2 separate regions of the Homo sapiens genome follow, and region 1 is linked to region 2. Evidence: read pairs that join two places in POLR2A ChIA-PET (ENCODE). Cell type or tissue: CD4-positive, alpha-beta T cell. All regions are shown on one strand. Links, peaks and the distances in the headings refer to the core of each region. The heading gives the core; the rest is flanking DNA. Region 1 overlaps WDR59 (WD repeat domain 59). Region 2 overlaps ZNRF1 (zinc and ring finger 1).

The links. ChIA-PET counts read pairs that join two places held together with the same protein. Peaks named below come from ENCODE experiments on the same cell type or tissue, not always from the same donor. Only the 100,000 strongest peaks of a DNase experiment are listed, where the experiment ranks them.
Region 1: POLR2A ChIA-PET joins it to region 2 with 7 read pairs; 2 of 35 experiments call an interaction of 5 or more read pairs at or near these places.

The regions. Positions count from the first base shown.
Region 1 is chr16:74,930,709-74,936,093 of GRCh38, reverse strand. The region is part of intron 8 of WDR59 (WD repeat domain 59); the gene reads left to right. Among named protein-coding and RNA genes, the nearest start is that of WDR59, 52 kb to the left of the region's middle. In CD4-positive, alpha-beta T cell, for the core only: no CTCF peak of the experiment used is centred there; no DNase peak of the experiment used is centred there.
Region 2 is chr16:75,009,450-75,014,834 of GRCh38, reverse strand. All of the region lies in intron 1 of ZNRF1 (zinc and ring finger 1), which reads right to left. Among named protein-coding and RNA genes, the nearest start is that of ZNRF1, 13 kb to the right of the region's middle. RefSeq lists enhancers at 2,506-2,595, 2,906-3,015. In CD4-positive, alpha-beta T cell, for the core only: no CTCF peak of the experiment used is centred there; a DNase peak (open chromatin) is centred at 2,734; H3K4me3 peaks cover 702 bases; H3K27ac peaks cover 1,329 bases.

The sequences.
Region 1 (5,385 bases), core at 147-5,146, 79 kb after region 2:
CCAGCAGGCTTAGCTTATTAATGAAATGAGATTTTTGGCATGGTATTTGATTTATTCCACTATATCCTAGAAGGAAGACAATTTTTTTTTTTTTTTTGAGGTGGAGTCTTGCTCTGTCACCCGGGTTGGAGTGCAGTGGCGCGATCTCGGCTCACTGCAACCTCCGTCTCCCAGGTTCAAGCGATTCTCCTGCCTCAGCCTCCTGAGCAGCTGGGATTATAGGTGCATGCCACCATGTCCAGCTAACTTTTGTGTTTTTAGTAGAGATGGGGTTTCACCATGTTGGCCAGGATGGTCTCAATCTCTTGACCTTGTGCTCTACCTGCCTTGGCCTCCCACAGTGCTAGCAAGACAATTTTTATTGAATGTATGTAAATAGCATGATCATAAAAAGTGAAGAAACTTAGAAAAGGGACTTTGCATAACATTCAACCATTTTTTTAGTAGATAAGGACCAATATGTGTAATTTTTCTACATAATCATTTTTAAGTTTATATGACAATTTATTAGCTCATAATTTATATTAATTATTTTTATTATATTTTTATTTTCTAAATTCTAAGGGGTCAGCTGGAGCAAGGTATCACTAAATGTGTATTTCACTTCAGTTTATAAATTATTTAACTACAAAACAATTGAGTTGAAGGTTAGGGATAGATCAAGAAGAAAGAAAAGAATTTTTCTTATGTGGCCCTTAGAAATAGAACATTAACTACAATTAAATGAGTTTATATCATTTTACATAATCTTTTTTTTTCCCTGATCTTGGGTTAACAGCAGCCTATTTCACAAAATTGCTGCCTTCTAGACAAAGAGAGTCCTGGAAATCCAGACATAGTCACTTGGTACATTCTTTTTTTTTTGAGACAGAGTCTTGCTCTGTTGCCCAGGCTCGATTGCAGTGGTGTGATCTTGGCTCGCTGCAGCCTCTGCCTCCCAGGTTCAAGCAATTCTCATGTCTCAGCCTCCCTCAGTAGCTGGGATTACAAGGGTGCACCAACATGCCAGGCTAATTTTTGTATTTTTAGTAGAGATGGAATTTCACCATGTTTGCCAGGCTGGTTTCAAACTCCTGACCTCAAGCATTCTCCCTGTCTCGGCCTCCCAAAGTGCTGGGATTATAGGCATGAGCCACCATGCCCGACCACCCTTGCTACATTCTGGTGAGAAACATGTAGCTTTGAGTCTGTTTCCTAGGACATCAACCCTCAAGGAAACCTGGTTCTTTTTTGACCAAGGCTCTTCTGATATTTCTTTATATTTCTCTTTGTCTATATAGATATGTATATATCTATATATAAAGAACAAATATATATTTTGTTTCACTGTCTTGCCCAGGCTGGTTTTGAACTCCTGGGCTCAAGCAGTCTTCCTGCTTCAGCCTCCCAAAGTGTTGGGATTACAGGCGTGAGCCACACCTGGCCCCTGATATTTCTTCAGAGGACTTTTTTCTGATCTGTAGCTTGTAGCAGGGACCCTTAGAAAAGGGTAAATGAAAAGGAGAAATTATCTGTGAATGGGGGGATGGAATGGCTCCGGTTAATTTATAATAACTACCTGTATCAGATTGAAATAGAATGAAGTCTTCTGTTTGCAAATGACATATAATCGTTTTATAAGACTGCATCAGTGATTGCCTTGAGAGCAAGAGCATGTTATGAACAGTGAGGATATTATCAAATCTCCAGGGTCCTCTAATTAATCCCATAAATTGTATAATTGTCACCAGTTGGTGAACATATTTAAATCTAGAAACAAAATCTTTCTTTTTTTCTTAAAAAAAAAGGATTAATCTTGCTAACAGTTATATGCCAGTCTTTATGCATGAACGTGAATATGTTTCTATCCAAATTGAAAAGTAAACAGTTGCTGAAATGTATTCATATTAACAACATTTTACTTGTATATAATTAATCTGGGGAGGCTGAACTTTTCTTTGCTAGCTTTCCACATACTGTGGATTTGATAATAGGGAGGCATGCACAGTGTAGAGCTCATTAAAAATCTGCAGAATGACAAGCATATCTAATTATTTTGAGTATCATTCCTTTTATAAGTTGAGGGGCGAATTATAGTTTACCCTGTGGCCATGTGGGAAACCCAAAAGTAGTTTAAGCTGAAAAGACATCTTGACCATTTTATTATTTTGAACATAGGACCTGAATTTGGCAAAAAAGAGTTGTTATATAAGGGTCTAAAGATAAGAAATGGCTGGTGCGGTGGCTCACGCCTGTAATCCCAACACTTTGGGAGGCCGAGGCGGGTGGATCGCCTGAGGTCAGAAGTTCGTGACTAGCCCCACTAACATGGTGTAACTCCATCTCTACTAAAATTACAAAATTAGCTTGGTGTGGTGGTGCAGCCTGTAATCCCAGCTAGTTGGGTGGCTGAGGCAGGAGAATCGCTTGAACCTGGGAGGTGGAGGTTGCAGTGAGCTGAGATCATGCCACATGCACTCCAGCCTGGGCGACAAGAGCTAAACTCCATCTCAATAAATAAATAAATAAAGATAAGAAATGATTGCAGTCTTGATATATAGTGAAACTAAAGTTAAATACAGCAGTAAGTGATAAAAATTATTAAGAATGGTAGCATTTTTAAAAAACAAGGGATTTAGGCATATGATTCATGAGCTTTATGAAAAACACAAAAAGTAACAGTATTTTGGTGAATCTCTGCTCTCTAGGTGTAGACTGAGTTTTTACTGTTTTAAACAAATGATGTGCTCAGAGATCAGTTGCTGTTTAAATGGAAATAAAACCTACATTTTAGGTGTGATTTTTCTTTTTTAGAGACAGGATCTCACTGTGTCACCCAGGCTGCACTCCAAGTGGCATGATCACAGCTCACTGCAGCCTTGAACTCCTGGGCTCAAGTGATCCTCCCACCTCAGCCTCTGAAGTTGCTAGGACTACAGGTGTATGCCACCATGTCAAATTATTTTGTTTTTTTTGTAGAGGTAGGGTCTTGCTATGTTGCCCAGGCTGGCATTTTAATTTTATTCCTTTTGTGTACTATCCATATAATGTTTTGCACAAAAATCTTTTCCACAAGGCATTTTTTACAAGAAAATCCATAACATTTGGCCAGCTTTGTCAACATGTAATATATAAGGCGAAATTATTCCATTTTTCTCCTTGATAAATCAAGAAACACATGTATTATCTTGCAAACACATCCTCTTACAATCATAGATAACATTTGACATTTTTAAGGCAGCAGAAGTAAGCATGTATACTAATGTGATCGAAAGGTATTTGTAAATCCTTTCACCCTATTAACTGGACAATCAATAAACAATCAAGACTGGGCATGGTGGCTCACCCCTGTAATCCCAGCACTTTGGGAGTCTGAGGAGGGAGGATCACTTGAGCCCAGGAGGTGGAGACCAGCCTGGCCAACATAGTGAAACCCCATCTCTACAAAAAATAAACAAATTACCTTGGTGTGATGGTGCATACCAGTAGTCTCAGCCACCCATAAGGCTGAGGTAGGAGGATTGTTGGAGCCGAGGAGGTTGAGGCTGCAGTGAGCTGTGATCACACCACTGCACTCCAACCTGGGTGACAGAGTGAGACCCTGTCTCAGATAAATAAATAGTATCAAAATAAGGAGCCAGGATAGTTGTGTGTGTGTGTGTGTGTGTGTGTGTGTGTGTGTGTAAAAATTATGTTTCATGACTCAATTTTCAAAAGATACTCTTGGCTGGGTATGGTGGCTCATGCCTGTAATCCTGGCACTTTGAGAGGCCGAGGTGGGAGGATCCCTTGAGGACTGGAGTTTGAAATGAGCCTGGACAACATAGTGAGACCCTGTTTCTAAAAAATAAAAAAATAGCTGGGCTGGTAGCATGCACCTGTCATCCCAGCTACTCAGGAAGCTAAGGCAGGAGGATTGCTTGAGCCCAGGAGTTTGAGGCTGCAATGAGCTGTGATCAGACCACTGCACTCCAGTTTAGGTAAGAGTGAGACCCTATCTCTTAAAAAAATAAATAAATAAAATAAATATATATATGTGTATATATAAAATTATGCTTAAACATTATATATTCAAAGGTTATTCATTAATATTAGTTCAAGGTCTTAAAGATTTTGAAATTATAATTTAAGTTGATATTATAACACAGGAGCAAAAGTTTATATTAAGAGTTTGTTAAAGAAATATTAAACATATTTACCTTGATACTGTAATGGAATAGCTAAGTTGTTCTTTTTTTTTTGAGACAAGATCTTGCTCTGTTACCCAGGCTGGAATACAATGGCACAATCACAGCTCACTTCAGGCTTGGCCTCCTGGGCTCAAACGATCTTCCCATGTCAGCCTCCAGAGTAGCTGGGACTACAGGTGCAAGCCACAATGCCTGGCTAATTTTTGAGGTTTTTTTAAGAGATGGGTCTCCCCATGTTCACCAGGCTGTAGACTCAGCTCTTGTGATCCTTATTATTATAGAAAGTTCAGCCGGGTGCAGTGACTCATACCTGTAGTCCCAGCACTTTGGGAGGCTGAAGCGGGCAGATTGCTTGAACTTAGGAGTTTGAGACCAGCCTGGGCAACATGGCAAAACCCCATCTCTGCAACAAATGCAAAAAATTAGCCAGGCATGGTAGCAACCACCTGTAGTCCCAGCTACTTGGGAGGCAGAGGTGGGAGAATAGCTCAAGCCCAAGAGGTCGAGGTTGTATTGAGCCAAGATTGTGCCGCTGCACTCCAACCTGCCTGAAAAAGGGATACCATCTCTCAAAAAAGAAAAAAGAAAGTTCATAAGAGCAAACATTTTTTTAAAAGCATCAGTTGTTTTCATTCATTCGATTTAATGTAATTTTTATATTTTAATAATTTTAAATATTTTGTGGAAATGATAACTCCTGTAATTCATATAAATAGTTACATAATTTAGGAAGTTTAAATTAATTAAGCTTTCCATGAGAAAATAAACCCAAGGCTTATTTAAGTTAGAATAGTATGTTAAAAATCAATGTTTATACTGTGATAAAGTCAGGAAAACACACATAGATATTTATAAATCCAAATTATCAAACTACATAGTCTGATTTCTCCAGGGATTCATCTTCATTAGAACATTACCTGAACTTTTTTCTTCCCTTTTTCCTTTTTTTTTGGAGATGGAGTCTTGCTCCGAGACATTACCTGAACTTTTTTCTTTTCTTTTCTTTTCTGTTTTTTTTTTTTTTTTTTTTTTGAGATGGAGTCTCTCTCTGTCATCCAGGCTAGAGTGTTGTGGCACAATCTCAGCTCACTGCAACCTCCTCCTCCTGGATTCAAATGATTCTCCTGCCTCAGCCGCCCTAGTAGCTGGGATAACAGGTATGTGCCACCACACTTGGCTAGCTTTTGTATTTTTGGTAGAGACAGAGTTTCACCAT
Region 2 (5,385 bases), core at 237-5,236:
TAGAGCTTGGCAAAAATTAAGGTATGACAATATCAAATTTTGGCAAGGACACAGAACAAGCAAAAATATGTTATTTCAGGAGTGTAAACTGGTATAAGCACATTGGGGATTTACTGGGCAATATTTAATTATGAGTTGAAGATACACACACATGCACGCATGCACACATACACATACCCTGTAACCCCACTATTTCATGACTAAGGATGTACCCTAGAAAAACTCATTCACGTATGTAATGAAACAAAATTTTCAAAAACTAAAAATAACTTTAATATCCACTGATAACAGAATAGATCAATAGATCAATAAATAGATCAATAGAGTATAGCTGTGAAAATAAATGTGCTATAGCAATAAGTAGTAAAATGAATTTATATACTACCTCCATTTTGAGGTAGCATATATACACACACACACCTCATAATATCTTTCTCCTTCCATGTCTATACAGTTTACATGAAGTTTACAGAAAACAAATGGTGTTTTGGATAGCTACAGGGAGCAAAAGCATGAACATATATGGCGGGAAAAACACGAGTGAGGGCAGTCGTTCCCTTTGGAGAGGGAAAGAGAAAATGGGAATAAGCCAGGGTACATACAATTATACCTGTAATGTTTTAGTTATTATAATCTGCTTGGTAGGTGAGCATATTATCTTTCTTGAATGCCTAAAATATTTCATTTTTAAAAAAATAATTCCAGGCTAGGCGCGGCAGCTCACACCTCTAATCCCAGCACTTTGGGAAGATAAGGCGGGTGGATCATCTGAGGTCAGGAGTTCAAGACCGGCCTGGCCAACACGGTGAAACACGGCCTCTACTAAAAATACAAAAAATTAGTCGGGTGTGGTGGTGTTTGCCTGTAATCCCAACTACTCGGGAGGCTGAGGCAGGAGAATTACTTGAACCTGGGAGGCAGAGGTTGCAGTGAGCCAAAACCACACCACTGCCCCCTAGCCTGGGCGATACAGTGAGACTCCGTCTCGAAAAAAAAAATAAAATTAAATTAAAAATAAATAAATAAATAATTCCAAGACACCAAAGAGTTCCCATTTTCAGAGTCACACAGCTATTTGAGTTCCTGAAATGTACAAGTGAACCAAATTGAAATAGCACAAATCTCTGACTTTTCCATTTAGTAACCGCAGGACTAAAACTTCAGAGTTCATTACTAAAACTGAATGGACAGGCCTGGCGCGGTGGCTCACGCCTGTAATCCCAGCACTCTGGGAGGCCAAGGCGGGTGGATCACGAGGTCAACAGATTGAGACCATCCTGGCTAACATGGTAAAACCCCATCTCTCCTAAAAATACAAAAATTAGCTAGGCATGGTGGCATGCACCTGCAGTCCCAGCTACTCGGGAGGCTGAGGCAGAAGAATCGCTTGAACCCGGGAGGCAGAGGTTGCAGTGAGCTGAGATCACGCCACTGCACTCCAGCCTGGCGACAGAGTGAGACTCCATCTCGGAAAAAAAAAAAAAATTGAATGGACAGAAAAAGTAAGAGTCAGGGCTCCAGGCTGGAACTCATGATAAGACTTACCCTGTGGGCCCTCAAGTAAAGAGACAGAGAAGTAATTCTTACTCCTTTATAAAGGTGATCATCACTTTTCTCTGTGTTCTGAACTCCTTAGGCAAAAGATACTTTATAATTACTTGTATGCTGTCATATGAAAGTGTTGAACCTCTACTATATAACCTAAGAAAAATTGGTCCTTTCTGAACAGAGGTTCCTAATTGCTTTTTCCTTGTTTGAAGGAGTTAAAAGTCATTGTTGAAGGATGTATCTCTAATCCTACAGAACTGATGCCTTCAAGAAAACTCACTCCCACAATTCTCTCTCCTGGTTCCATGCCTGTGCCCTTTATTATGTTTTGCTGGCTCTTATGCATCAAATGCTCACTTCCTGTTTCCCCTTTATTGAGCTCTGGAGACCTGGAACCGGTAACAGGCTTTGAAGAAAAGTACAAAGCCAGGAAAACACAGAAGACAGGCCATGACTCTCCAAAGGAAAGCAAATCTTAACACATTTCTAATAACCGTTCAGCCCTTCCCGTCTGTAGCTTATGTAAGATAGTGGTTCAGACATGAGTCCCGAGAAACTGTAAATAATGAAGTTGAAAACAGCTAAAACTCACGCTAGGTTGGCAGAAAAGTTTAAGACAGGCAACTGAGATTTGATATCATAATTCTGGCTTGTTCTAAGCTCTCAGTATCCCTAAATGTTTCATTTTCACTATGCCACAAGGAGGCTGACTGGGTGGCGTCTCCTCTGGGCGCCACTCTAAATGCTTTAGACCTAAAATCTTAGAAGAGCACAGACGACCTTATATGAATCCACTTTTTGTAAAGTGTGCCATGATCAGTGCCAAGCACCAAGCTGACCATATGGAAAAGGGGGGCACAGACAGTAAGGAAATTCCCCATGACCTCTAGATTCTCATCATTAGGTCCACAGCCATCCTTTAATCCAGAAAGCTGATGTTCTGCCTATAAATGGCTTCTGGCTCTCTAACCCAAGGCCTCCTTCCATCTCATGATCCTTTTACACTACAACGGTGTTTTAATTGAAACTCCAGTCTCACTGGTCATGCTACTGCAGCAATTCACTGAGCACAGGCTTCTCTGTTCTATTCTGCTGTCCTGCACTTTGAATTCAGGGCTTGGTGTCAGCATGGAAAGCACCAGCGTTCTGATATGGCAGCCTTTGGTTATGTTCCCCTCAAGGGATTTATCATCCACAACCTACTCAAATCCCTCCCCCAACAGCTACCAAAAATTCCCCTGGTGAGAAATGCTATTATGAGAAGGGGTGGTGGCTGCTTTATGACTCACACTGTTTCATTAAAAAGATTTTTTTTTCAAACAAATTTTCAGTAGAGGAATCCAAAGGTTTTCCAAAGCCACAGCAAAACAGAACAGCTCATAATACTATTTCTCAAAGGTCTGCCACTTCATAGGAGATTCCTATACCTCAAAAAACTGGAGACATTTAGATTCACTATCCTTTTGTGCTGCCCTTGGCCTCTGGGTTGAGGAAGCAAGTAGGAAATGGATCAATTAAACACAGCCAACATGACTGGGCTCGTCAGATATTAAGATGGATGGCAGCTAGCTTGCAAGTCAGCCCTTATCACAGGTCTTAAGACTTGCTTATAGCTTTCCAGGGCACTGGCTGCAATGGCATGAATGTTTCAGTCATAGCTAACCAGAGTTGAGGAAATCTAATAATATAGGATGTACATGGGTATTTAGGAACACTTGTTATAGCAGCAGGCAGAGCTATAAAAAAGTGTCTTTGGCCAGGCATGGTGGCGTGTGCCCACAGTCCCAGCTACTCAGGAGGCTAGGGTAGGAGGATGTCTTAAGCCCAGGAGTTCATGTCCAGCCTGGGCAACATAGTGAGACCTTGTCTCTGAAAAAAAGTTTGTTTTTAGTTAAAAAATAAAAGTTTCTTCGAAAAGCTGACTTAAATGCTGTTATACTTTTGATATTAAATGGTTACACCATTTAGATCATTTACACAATCTAAATGGACTAGAACAATATTACAGAAAACTAATTTGTTAGGTTGGAATCCCAAGGGCTCCCTCAAATCCTTGTAGGATTCCCAGAATACTCAGGCAGGCAGCAGGATAAAAGAATCTTAATGGCTCTCTCCAAAAAAGGCACCTTCTCCACAGGGAAAAGGTTATTTAAGATGGAAACAAAATGAAAAGATCTCCAAAAAGCTAAGAAGTATGTGCAAAATGACCACGTCAGATGAGGCCTGTGATCTTAGGTTCTCCTACCTCTGTTCCTGAATCCAGGTTAAAGCTTCTCCCAGCTGGGCATGGTGGCTCACGCCTGCAATCCCAGCACTCTGGGAGGCCAAGGTGGGCGGATCACTTGAGGTCAGGAGTTCAAGACCAGCCTGGCCAATTGGCGAAACCCCATCTCTACTAAAAGTACAAAATTAGCCGGCTGTGGTGGCACATGCCTGTAATTCCAGCTACTTGGGAGGCTGAAGCAAGAGAATTGCTTGAGCCCAGGAGGCAGAGGTTGCAGTGAGTGGAGATCATGCCACTGCACTCCAGCCTGGTGACAGAGCGAGACTCCTCAAAAAAAAAAAAACAAAAAAACAAAAAAAAACAGTACAGTACAGAGGTGACTAATTTCAGAACAACTCTTTATGAAGTATGGATTAATTACTTTTCAGAGGGCTCAAGCTACTACCAACAAGAAAGTTGGAGCACTCCTATGACAAGTCTGATTCACCAAGACCAAGATGAGAGACCATACATACCTAAATACGAAGTGAAATTTCTCCAAAAATTATCCTTCTGAAAGTAAGGCACTACCAACAGCCAAAGTACTCATAAAATCTCTTGGCATGAGACAATTCGTTAAATTCTTTATTTTGAGCAAAATGTACTCAAATATAACACAGATTTATTACTTATTCCCGAGGGGAATACATTACAGTCACTAGTGTTGGCTATCATAAACAAGGCTTTAAAAAGTTTCTTAAAACTGCACTAAAATCAACAACGAAAGAAAAAAGCAACCCAGGCCGGGTGTGGTGGCTCACACCTGTAATCCCTGCACTTTGGGAGGCTGAGGCGGGTGGATCACCTGAGGCCAGGAGTTCGAGACCAGCCTGGCCAATATGGTGAAACCTTGTCTCTACTAAAAATACAAAAATTAGCAGGGCATGATGGTAGGCGCCTATAATCCCAGCTACTCTGGAGGCTGAGGCAGGAGAATCGCTTGAACCCGGGGGGCAGAGGTTGTAGTGAGCTGAGACTGAACCACTGCACTTCAGCCTGGGCAACAGGGCAAAACTCCGTATCAAAAGAAAAGAAAAGAGGCAACCTGATTCAAACATGGACATATAAATAGATTATTTCTCCAAAAAAGATATACAAATGGCCAATAAACACATGAAAAGATGCTCAATATCACTAATTCATTAGAGAAATGCAAATGAATACTATGGGATACTACCTCACATCCATTAAGATGGCTACTATTAAAAAAAAAAACAGAAAATAACAAGTATTGGCAAGGATGTGGAGAAACTGGAAGCCTGTGCACTGTTGGTAGGAATATAAAATGGTGCAGCTACTGTGGAAAACAGTATGGTGGTTCCTCAAAAAATTAAAAATAGAATCACCAAATGATGGAGCAATTCCACTTCTGGGTATATTCTCAAAAGGAGTGAAAGCAGGGTCTTGAAGAGATATTAAGAAATTCACATTTCTAACAATGAATTACAGCTATTTACAATAGCTAAAATATGGAAGCAACCCAAGCGTCCAGCAACAGATGAATGGAAAAGTAAAACGTGGTAGACAGACAATGGAATACGATTCAACCTTTAAAAGAAAGGAAATTCTGAAAT